Regions from separate parts of the Homo sapiens genome. Here region 1 is linked to region 2. A link is an interaction called in ENCODE POLR2A ChIA-PET data of the cell type or tissue named here. Cell type or tissue: PC-9. All regions are shown on one strand. Links, peaks and the distances in the headings refer to the core of each region. The heading gives the core; the rest is flanking DNA. Region 1 overlaps PALM2AKAP2 (PALM2 and AKAP2 fusion). Region 2 overlaps TXN (thioredoxin).

What was found. ChIA-PET counts read pairs that join two places held together with the same protein. Peaks named below come from ENCODE experiments on the same cell type or tissue, not always from the same donor. Only the 100,000 strongest peaks of a DNase experiment are listed, where the experiment ranks them.
Region 1: POLR2A ChIA-PET joins it to region 2 with 10 read pairs; 4 of 35 experiments call an interaction of 5 or more read pairs at or near these places.

Annotation. Positions count from the first base shown.
Region 1 is chr9:110,034,784-110,046,797 of GRCh38, forward strand. The region is part of intron 7 of PALM2AKAP2 (PALM2 and AKAP2 fusion); the gene reads left to right. Among named protein-coding and RNA genes, the nearest start is that of C9orf152, 170 kb to the right of the region's middle. In PC-9, for the core only: no CTCF peak of the experiment used is centred there; no DNase peak of the experiment used is centred there.
Region 2 is chr9:110,241,930-110,253,943 of GRCh38, forward strand. It overlaps TXN (thioredoxin), which reads right to left. Exons shown (of 5, transcript NM_003329.4): 2 at 9,429-9,533; 3 at 8,891-8,950; 4 at 2,849-2,914; 5 at 1,881-2,290. The coding sequence ends at 2,228. Among named protein-coding and RNA genes, the nearest start is that of TXN, 8.6 kb to the right of the region's middle. In PC-9, for the core only: no CTCF peak of the experiment used is centred there; a DNase peak (open chromatin) is centred at 6,642; H3K4me3 peaks cover 849 bases; H3K27ac peaks cover 1,855 bases.

The sequences.
Region 1 (12,014 bases), core at 1,611-9,610, 210 kb before region 2:
TAGTAGAGACGGGGTTTCACCATGTTGGCCAGTCTGGTCTCAAACTCCTGACCTCGTGAACTGCCCTCCTCCGCCTCCCAAAGTGCTGGGATTACAGGTGTGAGCCACCACGCCCGGCTGCCATATATTCTTTGTATAAGTGACAGGTCTGAAAATAGCTGTGTTTATGATTACGGAGTTAAAGGGAAAAGAATGCCATAGCTAATGGGAGAGAAAAATGAAAGGTCAATTGAATTCGCCCATGGTAAATGTTAGAAATTTAAGGGTCAATGTGATCCTTTCATATGAAATACTAAGTTCTTGGAATCAACTTACGGGAAAATCTAGTATGTTTAGTGTTTTACAAGTGCTTTTTTTTCTGCCTAAAATTTAAGAAATACTTTACCCAATGTACTAAATATATATGTGTGCATGTGTGTGTGTGTGTATATATATAAAAAATATATATAATATAATATATAATTATATTATATACACACATATATAATATATAATATACATATTGTACATATGTATAATACATATTACATACATATGTATTATATGTATAATACATATTATATATATTATATGTATAATACATATTATATACATATATTATATGTATAATACATATACGTATATAATATGTATAATACATATTATATACGTATATTATGCGTATAATACAGATATATGTATATATATGATATGTTGTGTGTTATATATAACATATATATGATATGTTGTGTGTTATATATAACATATATAGGATATGTTGTGTGTTATATATAACATATATAGGATATGTTGTGTTATATATAACATATATAGGATATGTTGTGTGTTATATATAACATATATAGGATATGTTGTGTGTTATATATAACATATATAGGATATGTTGTGTGTTATATATAACATATATAGGATATGTTGTGTGTTATATATAACATATATAGGATATGTTGTGTGTTATATATAACATATATAGGATATGTTGTATGTTATATGTAACATATATAGGATATGTTGTGTGTTATATGTAACATATATATGATATGTTGTGTGTTATATATAATATATATGATATGTTGTGTGTTATATATAACATATATGATATGTTGTGTGTTATATATAACATATATATGATATATATATTGTTTTGGTGAGTTGGTACTTTTTTTTGTTATTGTTGAGATGGAGTCTTGCTCTGTCGCCCAGGCTCAAGTGCAGTGGCGTGATCTCAGCTCACTGCAAGCTCCACCTCCCGGGTTCATGCCATTCTCCTGCCTGAGCCTCCCGAGAGTACAGGCACCCACCACCACGCCCGGCTAGTTTTTTTGGTATTTTTAGTAGATACTGGGTTTCACCGTGTTAGCTAGGATGGTCTCAATCTCCTGACCTCGTGATCCACCCGCCTTGGCCTCCCAAAGTGCTGGGATTACAGGCGTGAGCCACTGCACCAGGCCCTGTGCTTTGTTTTTTTAAAAGAAACTTCCTAGAAACCCTGATCAAGTGGGAGTTTTTTTGAACCCGTTAATAAGAACACTTTATTGTAATGAAAATAAGAAGTATTTGGGCATGCATCTGATAATTATGTGTTGAATGCCTTCTGAGGGCAATGCTTTGTGCCATGTGTCATGTGCCTGGTGCAGCTTCCACTTCCAATTATGTCTGGAATCTGATTTCACCATTGATGTCACCACTCCACCATTACCATTCTGCTTTCAGCCATTATCATCTCTTGCCCAGATTATTACAATAGCTTCTAAGTGCTCTCCCGGCCACTCCTTTCCCTTTCTGTAACACAGACTCCACCCAGAAACAGCCACAGTGATGTTATAAAAATCTAAACCAAATCAAGTCATTTTTCTGCTTGAAATAATGCAGTGGCTTCTCATCTTATTCAGGAAAATAGGTAATCCAAAGTGCTTATCAAGGTTTGCAAGGACCTTAGGATCTGGCTCACTGCCAGTCTTCTCTCACCCCTCCTTTCTCAGCTCTGAAGTCCTCCTGGCTGCTCCAAACATGATTGCTCAGTGTCCCCACACCTGCTGTTCCCTATGCTCGAATGCTTTTCCCCTTGATGTCTCCCTGGCTCACTTCCTTCCATTCTCCAGGTCTCTGCTCAAATATCACCTCAGTAAAGAGTCTGTTCTTGACCATTACATAAAATAGTACTCACCTCCTACTGCCATCAATATCTATCCCTTTACCCTGTTTTATTTTTCTTTATAACAATTACCGCCTCCTGACACAAAATACATTTCATGTATCTGCATGAGTGAATTCAATTGGCCTTTTATTTTCTTTCCTGTTATCTATGACATTCTTCTCTTGCTTATTGTTTTTCTTACCTCATTGTCCATGCCATATTAGGTTGTAAGCTACATGAACATGGGGACTTTCCTTTTTTTTTTTCCAACAAATATTTTTTGTTGTTTGTTTTTTTGAAACAGAGTTTCACTCTTGTTGCCCAGGCTGGAGTGCAATGGCACGATCTCAGCTCACCGCAACCACAACCTCTGCCTCCTGGGTTCAAGCAATTCTCCTGCCTCAGCCTCCCGAGTAGCTGGGATTACAGACATGCGCCACCACGCCCAGCTAATTTTGTATTTTTAGTAGGGACGGGGTTACTCCACGTTGGTTAGGCTGGTCTCGAACTCCCGACCTCAGGTAATCCACCCACCTTGGCCTACCAAAGTGCTGGGATTACAGGCGTGAGCCACCGCACCCGGCTTCAACAACAAATATTTAATGAGCACCTACTCTATGCCAAGCTCTAGGCATCTAGAAATTAACAAAAGAGACCAGGTCTTGTACTTATGTAGATTACACTTCAGTAGGGTGAGATAGACAAGAAACAAGCAAGTAAATACTATCATATGAAAGATGGTGATTAATGCTCTGGAGAAAAATCAGAATGCTGTAGAATATGGGATGATTTGGTTAGGGCTAAAAGGATGACCTGTCTTTAACAAGGTAGGCAAGACTATAGGAGGAGCAGGTTTTGAGAGGAAATTAAGAATTTGCAATATACTTGTTAATTTAAAAATGCCTTCTAGGCATCCCGTGGAGAGGTTAAGTATGAGTCTGGAGTTCCATGGAGAAAATAAGCTGACATATAAATTTGGGATTCACCTGTGCACAGCCATTGACTGGATGAGATCACAGAGAGAATGGCCTGAGGGATAGAAGGGATCAAGCCCAAGTCATTGCTCATCCCAAATTAAAGATTTGTAAAATGAGAACGAACCTTAAAAGAGGACTAAGAAAGAATGGTCAGTGAGACTGGGCACAGTCGCTCATGCCTATAATCCTAGCACTTTGGAAGGCCCTCAAGGTGGCAGGATCGCTTGAGCCCAGGTGTTTGAGACTGGCCTGGGCAGCATAGCAAGACCTCCCTCTCTACAAAGAACAAAAAAATTAGCCAGGTGAGGCAGCACACACCTGTCATCCAAGGCTGAGGTGGGAGGATTGCTTGAGCCCGGCAGGTCAAGGCTGCAGTAAGCTGTCATTATACCATTGCACTCCAGCCTGGGTGACAGAGTGACCCTGTCTCAAAAACAAACAAACAAACAAACAAACAAACAAAAAACAAAAAGGTCAGAGAGCACTGAGGAGAATCAAGAAACAGTTGTGAAAGCCAAATGAAGAAAGCAGTTTAAATGTGACTGACTGACTGATGGCCTGTGTTAAATCCTGGTGAAAGATCAGGTCGGGTGAGTTTGGAGAAATGACCACTGGGTTTGGCAACCTCAAGGTCACTGATGACTTTGACAAGTGCTGTCTTGGTGAAAAAAACATCTCTTTTAAGAACTTTTGCTTTGAGGGGAAACAGGGAATTGAGGTGGTAGGATCAAGAGAATTTCTCTTAAAAAAATTATTGTAGGCTGGGCATGGCGGCTCATACCTGTAATCCTAGGACTTTGGGAGGCTGAGGTGGGCAGATCACCTGAGGTCAGGAGTTCGAGACTGGCCTGTCCAACATGGTGAAACCCCGTCTCTACTAAAAATACAAAAAAATTACCTGGGCCTGGTGGAGGGCGCTTGTAATCCCAGCTACTTGGGAGGCTGAGGCAGGAGAATTGCTTGAACGTGGGAGGCAGAGGTTGCAGTGAGCCGCGATTGTGCCACTCCAGCCTGGCAACAAGAGCAAAACTCGGTCTCAAAAAAAAAAAAAAAAATTATTGTCCTAGAAAACACTAATAACGTTGGCCTGGTGTGGTAAACCAGCAATTTGAGAAGCCAAGGCGGGGAATTGCTTGAGCCCAGGAGTTCAAGACCAGCCTGTGCAACATGGGGAAAGCTTGTCTCTACAAAAGATACAAAAATTAGCCAGGCATGCTGGCACATGCCTATAGACCCAGCTACGCAGGAGGCTGAGGTGGGAGGATCACTCGAGCCCAGGAAGTTGAGGCTGCAGTGAGCCATGATCATGCTACTGCACTCCAGCCATAGTGACAGAGTGAGACCCTCTCTCAATAAATAAATAATTTTAAAAAGAAAATTCATAATATACAATCTATCCTCTTAAAGTGTTCATTTAGTACAGTATTATTAACTGTGAGCACAAGAAAAATTTTTTTTGATAGAAGAAATCACAGCATATTTGATAAAGTGAAAGAAAATTCATGTTTTGGGAAGGATAAAATTGCTGGAACAATGTCCTAGAGGAGATAAGAAGGGAGGGATGGCGAGGCTGAGCGATTTTCCTAAGGTCACATAGCCAGTAAGTGACAGGTCAGGATTCCAATCCAGGTCTTCTGGCTCTCTGTTTTTTACTGACATTTTGCTATACCGTAAAATGAGAAAAATGGCTTGGGCAACATGTAACTTTCCTCCTAGTTCTAACTTTCATGTCTCTAACATTTTGATATGCCTTCACCCATCCCAAGCATGTAAAGAAAATTCCGAAGTCAAACATAGTAGCAGCAGCAGCAGCAGCAGCACCTATCTGAACCCACAGTTCTCGTCTAGGTGCTCACCTATCTCATCTCAACCACTCTATGAATTGCTTAGCAGTCAGCACTTGGACTCATCAACGCCTGAGCCCTCTGTGGGAATCACAAACTGTTTCTGATACCTGGCAGCTTTACTCATTTATGTTATCTGTCTGGCTTCCTAAGGTATTTGAGTTTGCAATGCTTGCTCCTAAAATTAACTAGGCAGTGGTCTAACAAGAAAAGGAAGGAAGGGAGGGAGGGAAGGAAGGAATGAAGGAAGGAGAGAAGGAAGGAAGACAGGAGAATACAAAGAAAGGAAGTACAAATGAAGGAAGGAAGGAGAGGAGAAGAGAGGAGAGGGAGAGGGAGCTATAAAGAAGGTATTTACTTAATGAGTTGGAAAATCTTCAAAAACAATATGGGTATAGGTACTTTAGTTGATTGTATTATAAGCTATTGTGGTTTCTAAAGTGATTTTATGTTGGCCATGGTCCCAATCCAACAGAGGCTTTTAATATGCTATAGAAGCTATTATTATTCTCCGTATTTAAATGATCTTAACACCTTATAATCGTAATAGTTACTTAGAGAAGTAATTAATTTATTCTGTGTATATAAACATAATATGCCTTCATAATATTGTCCCATCATCTTCAGTGAAGTTTACGTTAATGCTAGGAAAGCCATTTAATATGTTCAGTATACTAGAAGGAAAAAGCCCATTTCTCAGTGGATAGTTCTCAATACTAAAACATTTGACAAGCAAATCAAGACTACCGCAAAGACTATCTCTGAGAGAATCAGAATTCTTAAAACTTAAAATCTCAAGATTTGGTCTTTTTCCCCCTAATATGACTGGAAAATCTTATGGTTCTTCCCTTAAATTAACAGCCTGTGCTTAAAAGTTCTGAGGGAAACACTTGCAAATTACTAGGAAAATGTTACAGTCGTATTTTTTTTAACAAAAACTAAGAAATAATTTCCTGTTTTATCCAAAATTGAAAAGAAGTTAAGCACCACTGGAAAAGAAAAATACATTTGCATCTAAAACACAGGTCCCTAATGAGAAGAAATTCGCTTGGTTGACTCAGTAAGAGCTGTCTTCTGGGACTCCACACTATTGGCACTGTTTTCCAGCATTCTATCTGTGAACAAGCTGTGTACATTCCAAGTATATTAGGCATATTTTATGTTTTCAGTGCCATGCTTAAAGAGTACCTTGTTGTATGCTGTCTCTCTATTACAGCATGAACTCTGGAGTGTTTACTAGATTTTTTAAATGCTTCAGTTGCTAAATGAGATAAAAGTCTCAGCCAAGAACCAAAGAACTTGGACCTCATAGGACTTTGCTCCTGTTTATTATCAAAGTGATACATGGCTACATTCATGTCATTATTCCACAAGATTTGAGGCCTCTGGAATCAAGGTGCCATCTTGCTTTCTTCACCAGGGGACTCTGTCCTCTGGGCTCTTTCTCATTTCCCAACTCTGTGTTTCTCCTACATAGATACCCACTTTTCACTCTTTCCAACACAGGTCTTCCCATGCTGCTTTTTTGTTGTTGAAGATTTTAGTTTTGAATAGTGTTTTTTTTTTTTATTAGTATACTGGTGCCATTTACATGTATATTACAATGGGCAATTTGGGTGGTACAATGTTATGTCAATGTCGAGAAGGCACAGCCCAGCTACAGTCTGGAACACAGTGTAAACAATTCCATGGGGAAATGTTGCTTGGGTTTTGGAATGTTTCTTATGGGTGTTTTAAAATGTCTTTTAAAGAGGCTCAAGCAGCTGCGGTGAATATAATCAGGTCACCATTTCCTTATGTTTAAGGGTTTGGCGGAGGAGAGGCCAAGTGCGAGGATGCAGGGAAAGGAAATAAATGTGGAACAGGCAGGAAAGAAACTTACTTGGGCACAGGAAGCCAGAGACCCTGGAGAGGAAATAAAGGAAAAGCAGGAACCACAAACTAGGCTAAGAACCACAGTAAACACAGTCTGAGAGCCAAGTGTTCTCTTATGACACCATCCCTGTTTCTGTGTTTGGTTCTCTGTCCTTTCTTCAAGTAAGGGCGACTGTGTCCACCTCCGGTGGTTCCCAAATCAGGCTGTCACAGAATCAGATGGAAAGCTTAAGCAAACACAGATTCCTGTGCTCTGGATCACCTAGAGAAAGGAACCTGGAAATTTTCTTTTCTTGTTTTCCAGCTACTCCCAATGTAAGCCAACTTGGAAACAACTAATTTATAACATCTTAAAAGCTGACCACCTTATCTTAGGGAGAGGTCAACCCCTTGGAGAAGAGATGGTTTAGAAGGGTGTTTTTAATTGTATAAAACACAACTATAAGTCAATGCAAACAAGACCATAGACTAACATATGCCAGTCTTGGATGTGCATTCCGAAAGTTGATGGTTAAAATAGTCTATGGGGGCCGGATGCGGTGGCTCAGGCCTGTAATCTCAGCACTTTGGGAGGCCGAAGCTTGCAGATCACCTGAGGTTGGGAGTTTGAGACCAGCCTGATCAACATGGAGAAACCCGGTCTCTACTAAGAATGCAAAATTAGCTGGGCATGGTGGTGTGTGCCTATAATCCCAGCTACTTGGGAGGCTGAGGGAGGAGAATTGCTTGAATCCAGGAGGTGGAGGTTTTGGTGAGCCGAGATTGTGCCATTGCACTCCAGCCTGGCAGTAAGTCTATGGATGGATCATGCCTGCTACAGAAAAGCCAATGATGCTTAATCCAGAGATGACCTTTTTGCCATTAAGTAAGAACCAGAGATCAGTGAGAAATGTCTTACTTTGGAAATCCGTAAACATACAAATCATCCATATGGATGGTGTAAAACCACTAGTTGAGCTAGAGTAAGCAAATGATCTTTGTGGATTCTAGGAATTAATTGACTAAATATCCCATGTCCTCCTGCTTACACTCCTACCAACATAGTATTGGAGGTTGTCTGATGCTCACCCCACTATTTTTATGGATTTTTATCTTGAGGCACAATGGGTTGGGGTTAGTTCTCCTAGACTCTTGTTGTTCTGATTTCCTATTTCTTCTGAATTATTTTTTTAAAATTCTTTTTTAATTTTTGTGGGTACATAGTAGGTGGCATGTAATGTATAAATAATTACATCAGAGTAAATTGGGCATCCATCACCTCCCCAGTATTTTTCTTTTGTGTTACAAACAACCCAATTATAGATTTAGTTATTTTTAAATGTACAATTAAATTATTTTTGACTGTGGTCACCCTGTTGTCCTAGCAAATACTAGGTCTTATTCATTCTTTCTATTTTTTGGTATCCATTAATCATCCCTACTCCTCTGCCTCCCTGCTACCTTTCCCAGCCTCTGATAACCACCCTTCTACCCTCTATCTTCGTGAGTTCATCCTCTGAATTCTTACTTGTTACATCCATTTTGCCTCCTATGCCTGGTCTTCACCCCACACCAACTCACACATAAACCCCTTCCTTCCCTTTGGTGTCCCAGTTTTCAAATGCTGTTATCAGAAGTATAGGGGGTTACAAGAAGTGTTTACATCACAACATAACACTCAAACAACTTTAAAAGTGTATATTAAATATTTTCTTTTGGCCCTCTCTGTGATCTGGAATTTCTTGTTTACTGACTCCTCCCCACCACTCTGGTCTTTCATCCAATTTGAGAGATTTTGTAAACTTCTGAATTCCAAAAATGAATTGCAGGTGCAAGTGTATAAACATTTTCTATCTCTAGAGTTATCACCAAATTATCTTTCAGATTTACCAATTTATTATCAATCTGTATGCCCATCAATAAAGTATAATCACTTGATTTTCATCATTCCCTTGCCAAAAATACATATTTGTATTTTATATATTTACTCATATTGTAGGCAAAAAAAAATTAGTCCAATATTTTACTTGCACTTTTTTAATTATGAAGAGTTTGAGTATCTCTTCACAAGTTCAAGGGTCATTTTTACTTATTTATCTGTAAACTACGTTTTTTTTGGTGTTTTTTTTTTTTTTTTTTTTTTGGAGACAGTCTCTCACTCTGTCACCCTGCTGGAGTGCAGTGGCACGATCATGGCTAACTGTAGCCTTGACCTCCTGGGTCCAAGCAATCCTCCCATCTCAGCCTCCCAAGCAGCTGGGATCACAAGCATGTCACCACACCCCGCTCATTTTTTAATTTTTTGTAGAGATGGGGTCTCACCATGTTGCCCAGGCTGGTCTCAAATTTCTGGGCTCAAGTCATCCTCCCACCTTGGCTTCCCAAAGTGTTGGGATTACAGGTGTGAGCCACCACATCCAGCCCAGGTTTGTTTTTTCTATTAAGGAGTTGGTAGTTTTCTTCAATTTTCTTATTGATTTGCAAAAACTCTTCACATATGAGGAGTAGTAACTCATTGTCATATATGTTGCAAATATTTCCCCCAGTTTGTTTCTTCTCTGAAATTTTCAGTGGTGCATCTGATCCCATGAGGATCCCCCTGGGCTTGGGATTACTGCTAGCTTTTCAGTGAGGTCACCCACTGTTTGGTGGGAAAGCCCCAGGGACATAGAGCTATTTGTTTAGTGTGAGCGAGTCTTTTTGTTTCTGTTGTTGTTTGCTTTTCCTGCTTTTTCTTTTTCTTTCTTTCTTTTTTTTTTTTTTTTTTTTTTTTTGAGATGAAGTCTCCCTCTGTCGCCCAGGCTGAAGTGTAGTGGCCTGATCTCAGCTCACTACAACTTCTGCCTCCAGGGTTCAAGTGATTCTCCTGCCTCAGCCTCCCAAGTAGCTGGGATTACAGGCACCTGTCACCACACCCAGCTAATTTTTGTATTTTTAGTAGAGACGGGGTTGCACCATGTTGGCCAGGCTGGTCTCAAACTACTGACCTCAGGTGATCCACCCGCTTCGGCCTCCCAAAGTGTTGGGATTACAGGCGTGCCACCACACCCGGCCTTCCCTCTTTTTCTTACTTTTTTTTTTTTTTAAATTTTCAGCCAACTTTTATTTTCTGTAGGACATATTTAGCACTTGTGAATTACTCCCAGCTGATACTTTTTGGTCTTTCGCCTTGCTAGGAGGAGGAAATAGTAAATTCCCTTTTATGATGCACTGTCTTGCCCCCACCTTCTGGTTTTCAGATCAGTTCTCTGAGACACTTCTAAGTCTATTTTTCAGCTTCTACTGTTCTCTAAGTTTGGGGGCATGTGTCTACTGCTAGACCATTATTATTTGCTGGATTTAGTTCATTTTGCTCAGTTTGGGGAGAGAGGGAGAAGAGCTTCTCTCAACCTGTATCTAGGCTAACTTCCTCCCCAGAAAGCTGTTCTTTACTTTGTGTGTTTTTCTAGAAAGAACATTCTACTTCTTGGGTCCCCTGGCTCAGGGGTGTAGTTTAAAGTGGGCCAGCAGCATGGGAGAGGCAAAGTGAGTAAAAATGTACACTTAGGCCACAGTGAAAGAAATCTTCATCTCCTCTCCCCCTAAAAAAATTTCCATGGAAGATTTTGTGCCCTTGATGGTATAGGGCCTGTGGGAACATGTAACATTTACACGTTCGAGTTATATTTCTCTCACATAATTAATAGCCATTTATTTTATTCAAATATGCTCCTAAAATACATCTAGGAGAGTAAATATGCTTCTTTTATTATAAAATATTCTCAGCTCTAATAATCATTATTATGTTAACACACGTATGATGTGATGAACCACAAGCAGGCAGTGGGTGATAAAGCTAACCTTGCCCATTGCCAGTGTTTCCCAAACTTTCATGTTTTTAAGAATCATCTGGGAGCTGTTAACGCAGTTTCCTTGGCCCTGCCCCACACATTCTGATTCAATAAAGGTGGAGCCCAGGAATCTGCCTTTCTTTTTTCTTTCTCTTTTTTTTTGATGCAGTCTCTCTCTGTCGCCCAGGCTGGAGTGCAGTGGTGCAATCTCGGCTCACTGCAATCTCTGCCGCCCGTGTTCAAGCGATTCTCCTGCCTCAGCCTCCTGAGTAGCTGGGATTACAGGCTTCTGCCACCACGTCTGGCTAATTTTTGTAGGTTTTTAGTTGAGATGGGGTTTCACCATCTTGGCCAGGCTGGTCTTGAACTCCTGACCTCGTGATCCACCCACCTCGGACTCCCAAAGTGCTGGGATTACAGGCATGAGCTACCACACCCTGCCGGAATCTGCCTTTTTAACAAGCACTATCTGTGGTCTTTAGTACTGGCTTCGAAAAATTCTGGGGCAAGATATCTCAACCTCAGCATTACTGACATTTAGGGCTCAATAATTCTTTGTTGGTGGGGCGCTGTCCTGTAGATGCCAGTAGCAACCCCCCTAATCGTGACAATAAGAAATGTCTCTAGACATTGCCAAAATGTCCCCTGGGGAGTTCAATCACCCTCAATTGGGAACCACTGGCCTAGGAGAAAATAAATGAGAAAATGTTAATTAAAAACAGTGTTTACTTTTGCATGCAGCCATTCATACTCTTGCATGGATTTCATTGAACAAATTAAACAACTATTTCTGAGCATCTGGTATGTACCAAGCCTTTTATATTAAAAATGTTTAATCATGGCTACCTCTTTAATAATTTGGAAGGTGGAAGAAAATGTTCTTATAAATTAATATCTATTAAGCATATATTTTTCCTAAATTAATATTCCTAATAGTTTTCTGAAGAATATTCTAGAACTTTAAAATTAATATTAACAAAGCATTGACGTTGTTTTAGTAAAGAAGCAATTCAGAATAAAGTTGGTATGATTGCTTTACTTTTTTTTTTTTTTTTTTTTTGAGACGGAGTTTCGCTCTTGTTGCCCAGGCTGGAGTGCAATGGCACGATCTCGGCTCACTGCAACCTCTGCCTCCCACGTTCAAACAATTCTCCTGTCTCACCCTCCTGAGTAGCTGGGATTGAAGGCATGCGCCACCACGCTTGGCTAATTTTGTATTTTTAGTAGAGACGAGGTTTCTCTATGTTGGTCAGGCTGGTCTCAAACTCCCGACCTCAGATGATCCGCCCACCTCGGCCTCCCAAAGTGCTGGGATTACAGGCGTGAGCCACTTCACCCGGCCTTGCTTTACTGTTTCTAATAATGAAACTAA
Region 2 (12,014 bases), core at 2,554-10,553:
CTCTGGACTCTTCCTGGGTGATGTCATGTTTGTTTATAAGTGCCATCTACATGACAATGTCTTGCAAATTTCTATCCCAGTCCAGACCTGTCCTTGGAGCTCTCAACTAGGTACCCAACAGCCTGCACAGCACCTTCAGTGGGATGTGCACCTCAGAAGCACCCAACTCAGAAGGGCCAGAGACTGACTCCCTCACCACCACCCCTTTCTCCCTCCCATCCTCACCTCACTCATGACATCACATCATACCCCGACACCCAGGGCTTCTGCCAGAAACCTGAGATTCACTCCTGGGTCTTCCTCTCACAGGCCCTTAGGCTTTGTTCCATCTCTGTCACTTCCCCACTGTCCTCCTAGTCACAGCTATCATTATCTCTGATCTAGGTAATTGCAAAAGCCTAACTGGGGCCGGGCACAGTGGCTCACGCCTGTAATCCCAGCACTTTGGGAGGCTGAGGTGGGTGGATCACCTGAGGTCAGGAGTTCGAGACCATCTTGGTCAACATGGTGAAACCTCATCTCTACTAAAAATACAAAAATTAGCTGGGCATGGTGGCGGGTGCCTGTAATCCCAGCTACTCAGGAGGCTGAGGCAGGAGAATGGCTTGACCCTGGGAGGCGGAGGTTGCAGTGAGCTGAGATTGCGCCATTGCACTCCAGCCTGGCTGACAAGAGCGAAACTCCATCTCAAAAAACAAACAAAAAAGCCTAACTGGTTTTCCACTTTTTAGTTTCCGTTTTCTATACAGGTGCCAAAATAACTTGTTAACAAAGCATGTACCCTGACTTACCCTTCGATGGTTTCTCATCCGTTCTAGAACAAATAACGCCCTGGCTGACCTGGCCCTGCCACTCTATCGAGCTTTATTTCATGCTCCTCTGATGATTCTACAAGGTACCAAGCTCTTTCTTGACTCAAGCCTTTGTGTCTGTCATTCTCTCTGCTTGAAAGCTGATTCCCTGGCTCTCAGCAGGTTGGAGTACTTTTTATCCAACAGCTCTGTTTACAGTCACCTCAAAGAACCCAGGTCCAACCACCTGATGCACAGCTGGTTCCCCTATTCTTCTCATTACTGCGCCCAGTTTTTGGTTTTGCCTTGTAGAATATACCAGTCTATTATTCACCTGTTTGTCTCTGCTTCTAGAATGTAAGCTGTATGAGGATGAGGGTGTCTTAGTCACAGCTTTATCCCAAGCCTAGCATGATGCCTGGCACATAACAGGCATTCCATTAGTATTTTGAGAGATCATCTAAGTTTGGCATCCTAATTTCACATGAGGAAAGAAACTCAACTAAGGGCCCATCATTTTCCTGCTTACTCAGATTGTTGCACTGAGGGCAATGTAGTAGTTAAAGGCACATATTCTGGTACCAGACTTCTTTGGTTCAAATCCCAGCTCCTCCAATGACTAGTTGTGATGCTGGGGAAATTACCACCCTTTGTCTGTTTCCTCACAGGTAAATGGGGATTATAGTGTCTATATCTAATAGGATTGTTACAAAGATTAAGTGAATTAATAGAAAGATGATACCTGGCATATGATAATTCTGCTCTTCATTATTATGTAAACTCAAAAAGTTTCTTCAAACCCCCAACCCCTTACTGTGCTTAGAACACAAGAAACAATGTTCTTTGAATGATATAAGTAATAATTTCCCACAACTTTTACCACTCAAGACAGAACCTATGTCTGGCCTATACAACTAGACTTTCTCAGATACTTCGAGGAGAATCAAGATCCGATCCTCGTGGCAAAACAAACAAACAAAACGAACAAGTCCTTCATGAGTGGACATCAATTTTGGTCATGCTGATCTTTTGGAGAGCATAGAGGATTCACCTGCTAAAACAGAGAATGCTATTTTCTCTGTCAAAAGATAACAAATAACAACATACTACTTTATTACCTGCATTGCCCCCAACAAGAGATTTTTGTAGCAATACATTAAGGTAGCAATAATAATTTTTAAAATCTTAAAATAATCAGTGGCCTACAAGGTTACTAAAAAGTGATTGAGAATATAGGAAAATACATTAAATGACCATTTCACATTTATTTTGAAAGCTATTCAGACATGAGACGGTTTTAAAAAGTGTTAGCATTAATGTTTTATTGTCACGCAGATGGCAACTGGGTTTATGTCTTCATATTTTATATTTTTGTAAATTAAAAAAATTACAAGTTTTAAATAGCCAATGGCTGGTTATATTTTCAGAAAACATGATTAGACTAATTCATTAATGGTGGCTTCAAGCTTTTCCTTATTGGCTCCAGAAAATTCACCCACCTGTTAAGAGAATATTGAATTGACATTAGACGTAGCACTGTAGCACTGTTTTATACATAAAATATGTATAAATATGTATTTATATATATACATATACATATGTATATATATACATATGTATAAATATGTATTCAGCATAGAATGAAGGAAGAATAGGGGTGGAGGGAAAAAGAAGTATAATCTTATTTAAAGTAAACTTCCCTGAATAACATACAGTTCATTTAAGTTATAAACAAAGAAAAAATATCAAGAGAAAAGTCAAAAGGCTCAAGTACAAATTTTCTTTTACACAATACTTAACAACAAATGAACTGCCCAAGTCTAAGAAATTCTATGTGCTTTATGATATAAATAGGACTAGTTCTAGGAAAGATTGATTTTCAGTTAGCTGTCACATTATGTACTTAAGCCAATGAATTTTGGCATATTTAAAAATTCTTAAAAGCAGAACTTGGTGATATGCCTCAATCTTTAAAGGGAACATCACTCCAGTGATTTATTCACTTATACTGGGTTTCCTATTGCCCAGTTAGAGTTTTAAAGGTCAGATGTACGTACCTTTTGTCCCTTCTTAAAAAACTGGAATGTTGGCATGCATTTGACTTCACACTCTGAAGCAACATCCTGGTAGGGAAAGTAGCAAAGGGAGAGGATTAAATACAAGACTGCGAGTACTGAGCTTTGACAGAAGTAATCCAAAACCAGAAACTTTTCCCTGTCATGTACCCCACATTTCCGCATGAGGACATTTTTCAGCATATGAAAATTAATATAATGAATATAATGGCATTACAAAAGCCAAACCGGTTATATTCTCAATGAAGAAGTTTTATTAATATTTACTTCCTTTGACGGGCACATTAACAGGCAGAATGTTCAGAATGTTACTAGCATCAGATACTCCAGCGATCCAATATGCTCTTTAATCCAATCAAATTTTCAACTATTTTAAGTATCATACAAAGAAGCAACAAAAAATTCTGCTACAATTGGACTCAGTATGATAATCTTAACTATTCCTCAGAACTAGTACCTCTTATTTCTTGCTCATAATTTTTCCAGTTTTATTATGAAGGCAGAGTACACAGAATGATTATATAAAGGCTAAAAAGTCTAAAAAAATAAAAATCAATTGTTCAAGAACAAAATAATAGTAATCTAAAGGAATAACCCCACACTGGGTTTACTGATTATTATTATTTTTGAGACAGGGTCTGGCTGTGTCACCCAGGCTGGATGGAATGCAGGGGCATAGTCTCAGCTCACTGCAATCTCCACTTCCCAGACTCAAGCCATCCTCCCTCCTCAGCCTCCCCAGTAGCTGGGACTACAGGCACACGCCACCACACCTGGCTAATTTTGTGTGTGTGTGTGTATATATATACACACACACACACACTATATATATATATATATATATATATATATATATATATTTTTTTTTTTTTTTTTTTATAGGGACAAGGTCTCTCCATGTTGCCCAGGCTGGTCTCAAACTCATGAGCTCAAGTGATCCACCTTCCTCGGGCTCCCAAAGTGCTAGGATTACAGGTGTGAGCCACCACACTCAGCCTCCTGCTTATTTTTAATTAAAAACTGATTTGTGAGGCCAAGGCCGGTGGGTCACCTGAGGTCAGGAGTTCGAGACTAGCCTGGCTAACACGGAGAAACCCCATCTCTACTAAAAATACAAAAATTAGCCAGGTGTGGTGGCACACATCTGTCATCCCAGCTACTCAGGAGGTTGAGACAGGACAATTGCTTGAACCTGGGAGGCGGAGGTTGCAGTGAGCTGAGATCATGCCACTGTATTCCAGCCTGGGCGACAGAATGAGACTATCTCGGGAGGAAAAATAAAAAGACTTTGTGAATTCTCAAACCTTGCTGCAGTATCAGAATTACCTGAGGGGTACTACAAGTTTCCCCATCAACCCCATCTTAAACCATTACAGTTAAAGTCGGGCTTCAGGTGACTCTGATGCTCTAACCTTTGAAAGCCATCCTACTAAGAAAATCGACAAATTCCTAACATCGCAAATTGGGCTAGTTGATCCGTATTTTCTCCTCTCCTAGAAGTGGCTGTTACCACAGCTAAAGATTTTTCTACAGCTCAAAGGTAATTGAAGTAACACACATTCCTCAACTGTGGAATGCTAAATGAGAACTCTTATAATACCCCATGCTCAACACATTGTTCATGCTATAAGAGGGCAAGGTTTGGAGGACAATACCACGAAACTGGTTTGGTTTGGAGCCCAATAGAGATTGAAAATGTCAGCCAGGCACTCAAAAGAGGACTGGGAAAGAAATATAGAACCACTCAGCACCTAAGCAGCAAAAGCTACACAGGACAGCAAGCGAGCAGGCAGGACTGTTGATAACCAAATCACGGAAACCAACGGAGAATTCTCAAGGGGAAGAAAGGCCAGCTACAAACACTATGACGACCTCTAGGATGGTGGGTGGCACTACTGTTGAGGAGTTCTTTCTAGGTAATCTTTACTTTTTCTTTTAATGCTGGACACCTGCTGAGCATGAAAGTACAGGTTCCAGTAAGAGGCACAAGGACAGTAATGGCTGGAATAAAAATGGTGAATGTTTATTGAATGCATACTATTGAAAACTCACTCCAAGTAAGGGTCAGAGGGAGGTTACCATTTATAAAATAAGTATCATAACCCTGTTGGCTGTCAGAGAAATAAGGTTGGTCTATCATTTTCAAAAGGGCTACTACTCATACTTTTCTATCAATCTATGGAGGCAAAGTTAAAGTTCCTCAGTTTGTCAGAGGGTCACTTCAAGGTTTTAAAAGACACTTTCAGGCCAGGCACGGTAGCTCATGCCTCTAATCCCAGCACTTTGGGAGGCCAAGACGGGTGGATCACTTGAGGTGAGGAGTTCGAGACCAGCCTGGCCAACATGGCAAAATGCTGTCTCTACTAAAAAGTTGAAATTTAGCCTGGTGTGGTAGCGGCTGCCTGTAGTCCCAGCTACTCAGGAGGCTGAGGCAGAAGAATCGCTTGAACCCGGGAGGTGGAGGTTGCAGTGAGCAGAGATGGTACCACTGCACTCCAGCCTGGGTGACAGAGTGAGACTCTGTCTCAAAAAAAAAAAAAAAAAAGATACATTCAGGGTGATCAGGGTGCACCAAGCAGACATGAAGGAGGAGCTCTGTCATACGGAAGTCCTCGAGTGCTTTGCACACCTATAGTAATGCACCATATAACATTTAGATCGACAACAGATTGCATATATGTGGTGGTCCCATAAGATTATAATGAAGTTGAAAAATTCCTCTCACCTAGTGATGGGTTAATGTCATAGCCCATCGCATTAGCTGGTGCAAACAAATCTGCGCTGCAATTACATACAAAGTATACCACTACAGACTGCTTTACCTGCGGAATAGCCATTCTTTTGTTCCTTTACTTTCTTAATAAACTTGCTTTCACTTAAAAAAGCATATCACTACAATTATGGACAGTATATACTACTTGATAATAAACACCCACGTTACTGGTTTTTGTATTTACTTTAATTTCATTATTAATTTAGAGTGTACTCCTACTTATTTTTTTAAAAAGACAGTTACTATACAACAGGCTCAGGCAGGCCCTTCAGGAAGCATTCCAGGAGAAGGCACTGTTATCATAGGAGATGAAAGGTCCATGCATGTTACTGTCCCTGAAGACCTTTCTGTGAGACAAGATGTGGGGATGGGAGACAGTGATACTGATGATCCTGACCCTGTGTTGGTCTAGGCTAATGTATGTGTTTGAATCTTAGTTTGTAACAAAAAGTTTAAAAAGTCTTTTTAAAAAAAGCTTATAGACTAAGGATATAAAGAAAATATTTTTGTAGAGCTGTACAATGCATTCGTGTTTTAAGCTAAGTGTTATTACAAGAGTTAAAGAGTTAAAAAAATAAAAAAACTATAAAGTAAAAAAGTTACAATAAATTTATTGCTGAAAAAAGAAATTTTAAAAATAAAATTTGTAAGCATACAGTGTTTATAACGTCTACAGGTTCTAGGCCTTCACATTCACTCACCACCCACTCACTGACTCGCCCAGAGCACCTCTCAGTCCTGCAAGTCCCGTTTATGGCAAGTACCTTATAAAGGCATACCATTTTTTAATCTTTCATATCATGTTTTCACCATACCTTTTCTATGTTTAGATACACAAATACTTACTGTTGTGTTATAACTGCCTACAGTATTCAGTACAGTAACATGCCTTACCTGTTTGTGGCCTAGGAGCAACAGGCTTTACCACATAGCCTAGGTGTACAGGAGGCTATGCCATCTAGGTTGTGTAAGTACACTCTATGTGTGCACAACAAAATTGCCTAACATTTCTCAGAAAGTATCCTCATCATTAAGTGATGCATGACTGTACTTCCTAAAGGCAGTAAGAAGACCTGTCCTCAGTACAGTATGGTGCATTGGTCTGCCTCAAGAGACTGACTTTACCTTCTGTGCTGCAGTGCCATTACCTGTTCAATGAGGGTGCTAATAAAAAATACTCGTATAGTTATCGTGAGGATTAAATGACATAGTGCATGCAAAGGGCTTATCATGGCATCTGGCACCTATTATTGCTTTCAAATAAAAATCAAGGCCGGGCGTGGTGGATAATCCCAGCACTTTGGGAGGCCGAGGTGGGTGGATCACCTGAAGTCAGGAGTTCGAGACCAGCCTGACCAACATGGTGAAACCCCGTCTCTACTGGGGTTTTAATTTTGTAAAAATACAAAATTAGCCAGGCATGGTGGTGCATGCCTGTAATCCCAGCTACCCAGGAGGCTGAGACAGAGGATTGCTTAAACCCGGGAGGCAGAGGTTGCAGTGAGCCGAGATCATGCCACTGCACTCCACCCCAGGTGACAGAGTGAACTCCATCTCAAAAAAAAAAAAAAAAAAAAAAAAAAAAAAAAAATCAAGTTGCTATCTGATAGGATCAGTGGCAGTTAGAATTTCTCTATTCCAGGTGCAATTTTCCCCTAGCTAAATTGACCTTAATAAGACTAAGTTTGATTAAAACAAGGGATAAGGATTTTTCACAAAAATGCAATTACACTCTTTTTAAAAAAAAAAAAACAACTCTGGGACACATCTAGAATAGTAACTTAACAACCATATCACATTCATCATTCATTCATTCCACACCTATACTACATGCAAGGCAGGTGTGCTAGGTGAAGGGGCAACCAACGTGAATTAAGACAGGGTCTCTGATCCTAGGAATCTACTGAGACTAATGGTAAAGGACAGACATAAAGATCATTATAATAATTGCCAAGATTCACTGGGTACTTAGGGCACACAAGGCGGTAAGTGGAGAAGGGGTGAAGCTCATGACAAGGAGTTAGTCAGGTAGGAAAGGAAAGGACAGGCCAGATGGAGAAGACAGCACAAGCCAAGGCAGGGGTTGCCCAAGGCACAGAGTCAAAAACTGGCTAAGAATACACAATCTGGGGTTGTTGCGCCCTCCCATGTTTAGAGAGCACTGCCATATGCCTGTTTTAAGTGACCCTTCACCCTTTATTGGATATTCCATGTTTGCTCAATGAATAAGCAACCTTGGGAGGTTGATGGGGCAGGTCTTAAGGCTCAAGGAAGAGGAGTGACTGGCCTAAGCAGATGCTAGTGAGCCAGGACTGGAAGCCAGGTCCAGCGCCTCTGTTGCCACACTGCACCCTTCCCCCATCGCCTTTCCTTCTCCACTAGGGCTAAGTGAAAATGCTCACATATCTGTAAAGGGCCCCGAAGTGATACCTCCTCAACCCGCTCTCCTAGGTCTGTGGTCATGTGCTAAGCACCCGATCTACACCCACAAGACAGAGCATCCTCCGATGGGTAGTGCTTAAGGTCAAGGGCTGGGAAGCCAGACCACTTCATTTTAAATCCTAGTTCAGCCACATACTCACTGAAACTTCATGAACAACCTCTGTGTTTCAGTTTTCTCATCTATAAAATGGGGATGATAACAGCACTCAGGATTAAATGAACTGATACTTAAAAACCACCCAGAACAGTGCCTGGTATATACCTAGTGCAAAACAAGTATTTGTTAAATACAACCAACCCTGGAATTTCTTCCAAATTATTCTCTCAGGTACCTTGGTGTTTATTTGTTAAAACATTTGTGGTTTCTAATTGACTAAAATCAACCAAGACTAGAATAGGCTTGCAAATGCAGGTTCTCATGCTACTGCAAGTTCACAAAGAGCCCTACAAGCGGTCTCATAATTTGGTGACTCCATCAAGCCTATGGATGTAATGATCATAGCTAAATTCAATCTCCATTTATTGCACATCTCAGAGTGTAAAGTAGAATGTAGGGTTTTAGAAAGGTGGGTGGCCGATAAGATTCAGAAGTCTCACTCATTTATTTTTGTTTACTTTAGGATGTGATATACAGCTCCCGATAGCTAGGATTAAGCTCCTAACTTGCCTGCTCTTCTGAGATAGAACTTTTTAGATAGGATTACAGTTCTAGAATTATTTGACATATTTATGGAAAAAAGCACTGTGCAATTCAGAGAAAAAGGCCAATGTGAAAAGCTCAGCAGTATCTCATATTTCCAGCTACATACCTGACAGTCATCCACATCTACTTCAAGGAATATCACGTTGGAATACTTTTCAGAGAGGGACTGGAAAATTTAAAATGAAAAATCCAAAAAGATTTAGAACTAGGTAATGGCAATCAACATACCCAAGCTTCTTAAATGGAAACTTAATAAAAGTAGAGACTAATTAAAGATCCAAAAATTTAGATCTTTGGAGACATAGATCTAAGAGACATAAATTTTCTCTAAATCAAATTTTTCTTAGTATAAAACAGCTTGGCATATCAAATTCTGAGGCTGGGATTTCAAATAAGGCCCATGTTTCAATGTGGGGAAAAAAAGAACTATTTAAGACAAAATTAACTTCTAAAATTTGTTTTCAATGGGCTACATGTATCAAACCTAAATTATTTGTTATACTACTACTTTTAGACCAAAGATCCAGCCAAAGAAATCCCCCCACCGAAACCAAAATCCTTTAACTGTCTTTCTTTCCTACCACTGTGACCACCAACTCAAAAAACACAAATCTCTTACAAAGCAGACATTGTTTAATACTCACATGAAAGAAAGGCTTGATCATTTTGCAAGGCCCACACCACGTGGCTGAGAAGTCAACTACTACAAGTTTATCACCTGCAGCGTCCAAGGCTTCCTGAAAAGCAGTCTAACAGCAAAAGAAAAGCTTATATTAAATAAATAGTTAAATATTAAACCTTCAAAAGAAAGACTCGACACAATGACACAAAGCACATTCTGGAGGTCCTCCTTTCAGGACCTACTTTTTAGCCAAAAAAAAAAAAAAAAAAAAAAAAAAATCCCCAAACAAGCCAAATAAAACTCAGTTTGAAGAAATTCTATACATTGTTGGTAGTGTTACTTGATAAGATGAAACAAGATATGTGTAGAGTATACTGACATTCTCTTCATAACTATTTTATAAAATATTGTGAACTGGCTATTTTTTCTCTACACCAAACAAAAGGAAAATAAAAATAGACATTTGTATTAAAAATGTTTCCATGTCAAGGCTAGGTATATGGTAGACATTCATTAAACACTTATGGATTATGAAAGGGGTCACTTGAAGTCACAAAGGCATAGGATTTTGCAATTGAAACATCACAAGTTACTTAAAGATAAAAGTTGGCTGGGCATGGTGGCTCACACCTGTAATCTCAGCACTTTGGGAGGCCGAGGTGGGCGGATCACTAGGTCAGGAGTTCGAGACCAGCCTGGCCAATATGGTGAAATGCTGTCTCTACTAAAAATACAGAAACTAGCTGGGCGTGGTGGCATATGCCTGTAGTCCCAGCCACTCAGGAGGCTGAGGCAGGAGAATAGCTTGAACTCAGGAGGCGGAGGTTGCAGTGAGCCAAAATTGTGCCACTGCACTCCATCCTGGGCAATAGACGGAGACTCTGTCGCAAAAAAAAAAAAAAAAAAAAAAGCTATGACTTTTGATTAAACTCATTTGTCTATGGTGGACCATACGAAAATCTAAAATTTTTTGAAAAGTCAAGGAAACTCACCTTTCCCAAACCTCAACACTCAGACATCACCGTTGACATAAGCATAATGGGGTTTCCAGAGCTGAGATCACACGTTTACCAACCTTTGATTTTTGCCCTTTATTTTAAAACTATACCCTTGTCATTCATTAAATGAAAGTTTTCGTTCCTCATGAAGGAAATTTTTCATAGATATTATTTTTCATAAGGAATGCTTGTTAAATAAAATTCTCAGTAGAAATGATCAAGAAATCTCTTACCACTAACTTCCCTGAATTATTTACTATCTAGATACTGTAACCCTGGGAACCGAATATTCTAGTTACCAAGGACTCATTTTTGTTTTGTTTTGTTTTTGAGACGGAGTTTCACTTGTTGCCCAGGCTGGAGTGCAAAGGCCTGATCTCGGCTCACAGTAACCTTTGCCTCCGGGGTTCAAGTGATTCTCTTGCCTCAGCCTCCTGAGTAGCTGGGATTACAAGCCTCTGCCACCAGTCCCAGCTAATTTTTGTATTTTTAGTAGAGACAGAGTTTCGCCATGTTGACCAGGCTGGTCTTGAACTCCTGACCTGAAGTGATCCACCCGCCTTGGCCTCCCAAAACAAAGGACTCATTTTAACCACATTAGTACGTTAGTGCTGACCAAACCCAAAAACCAAACCAGAGCAATTAAGATAAATCAAAACATAAACATCTGTATCTGAAATCTAGGTTTTCTTCAAGGAAACAATGCTGGTCAAATAGGTTTAAAAAAAAATGAACATTCCCCGCCCCCCACCGCCACAAGAGGTCTCGTAAAGAAAGAAATCAAATAAATAAAAAACCATAAGATAAAAAACCAAATAAACAAAAAAAAACCCAACAAGAAAACACTAATATGACCTCATGTACTAATAGTTACTTCTCTAGATTTCTAATTTCTACCTCGTTTTTGGGAAAATAATTCACAAATGGTGTTCCTGAGAAAGGTAGGACAACACTTTCATAAATTTTTTAGTTATGCAAATCCCTGAACCCCACCTCTAGAGGTGGAGACATGGGGAGAGCTGCAGCAGGGTACATAGAAGTATAGCAATTGTTTTTCCAAATCATCACTTATTGTTCCAGATCAATTTCATTCAAAGCCTTCCCTAATGTGATTTTCAAGAAAGTTAAACCAGGCATCCTTTATTGCAAGATCCAGGTAAGACAGGAAAAAAGGTCAAGAAATGCCAATGTCTGGTTGAATAGACATTTTTGTTTTTTTAACATGATTAACCCTTATTAAAAACTTGAGATTACTTTCAAGAGGGAAGGTATTTCAAACATACTCAAGGCTTTTCCAAAACAGTTCTGAATCAAATTTAAGCACAAGTACCTAAAATTCTGAAAAGAGGCACGCAACAATAACTTTTAGCCTAACTGAACATGAGTTACACCCCACGTATGTGCAGGCTTCATGTACAAATTCTCTTCTGATACTTCTAAACGGGTATCAGCTTGAAAATTATTCAAGATTGTATTACTAAGAAGAAATCACAATTTCTAGCTCCCAGAAACTAACAGGATTAATAAATGTCTCCATCACTGACACCAATAATCTGGGGGAAGCAGAACAGTGTAGTTGGGGTAAATAGGAGCAAGAGTCTAAGATCTCG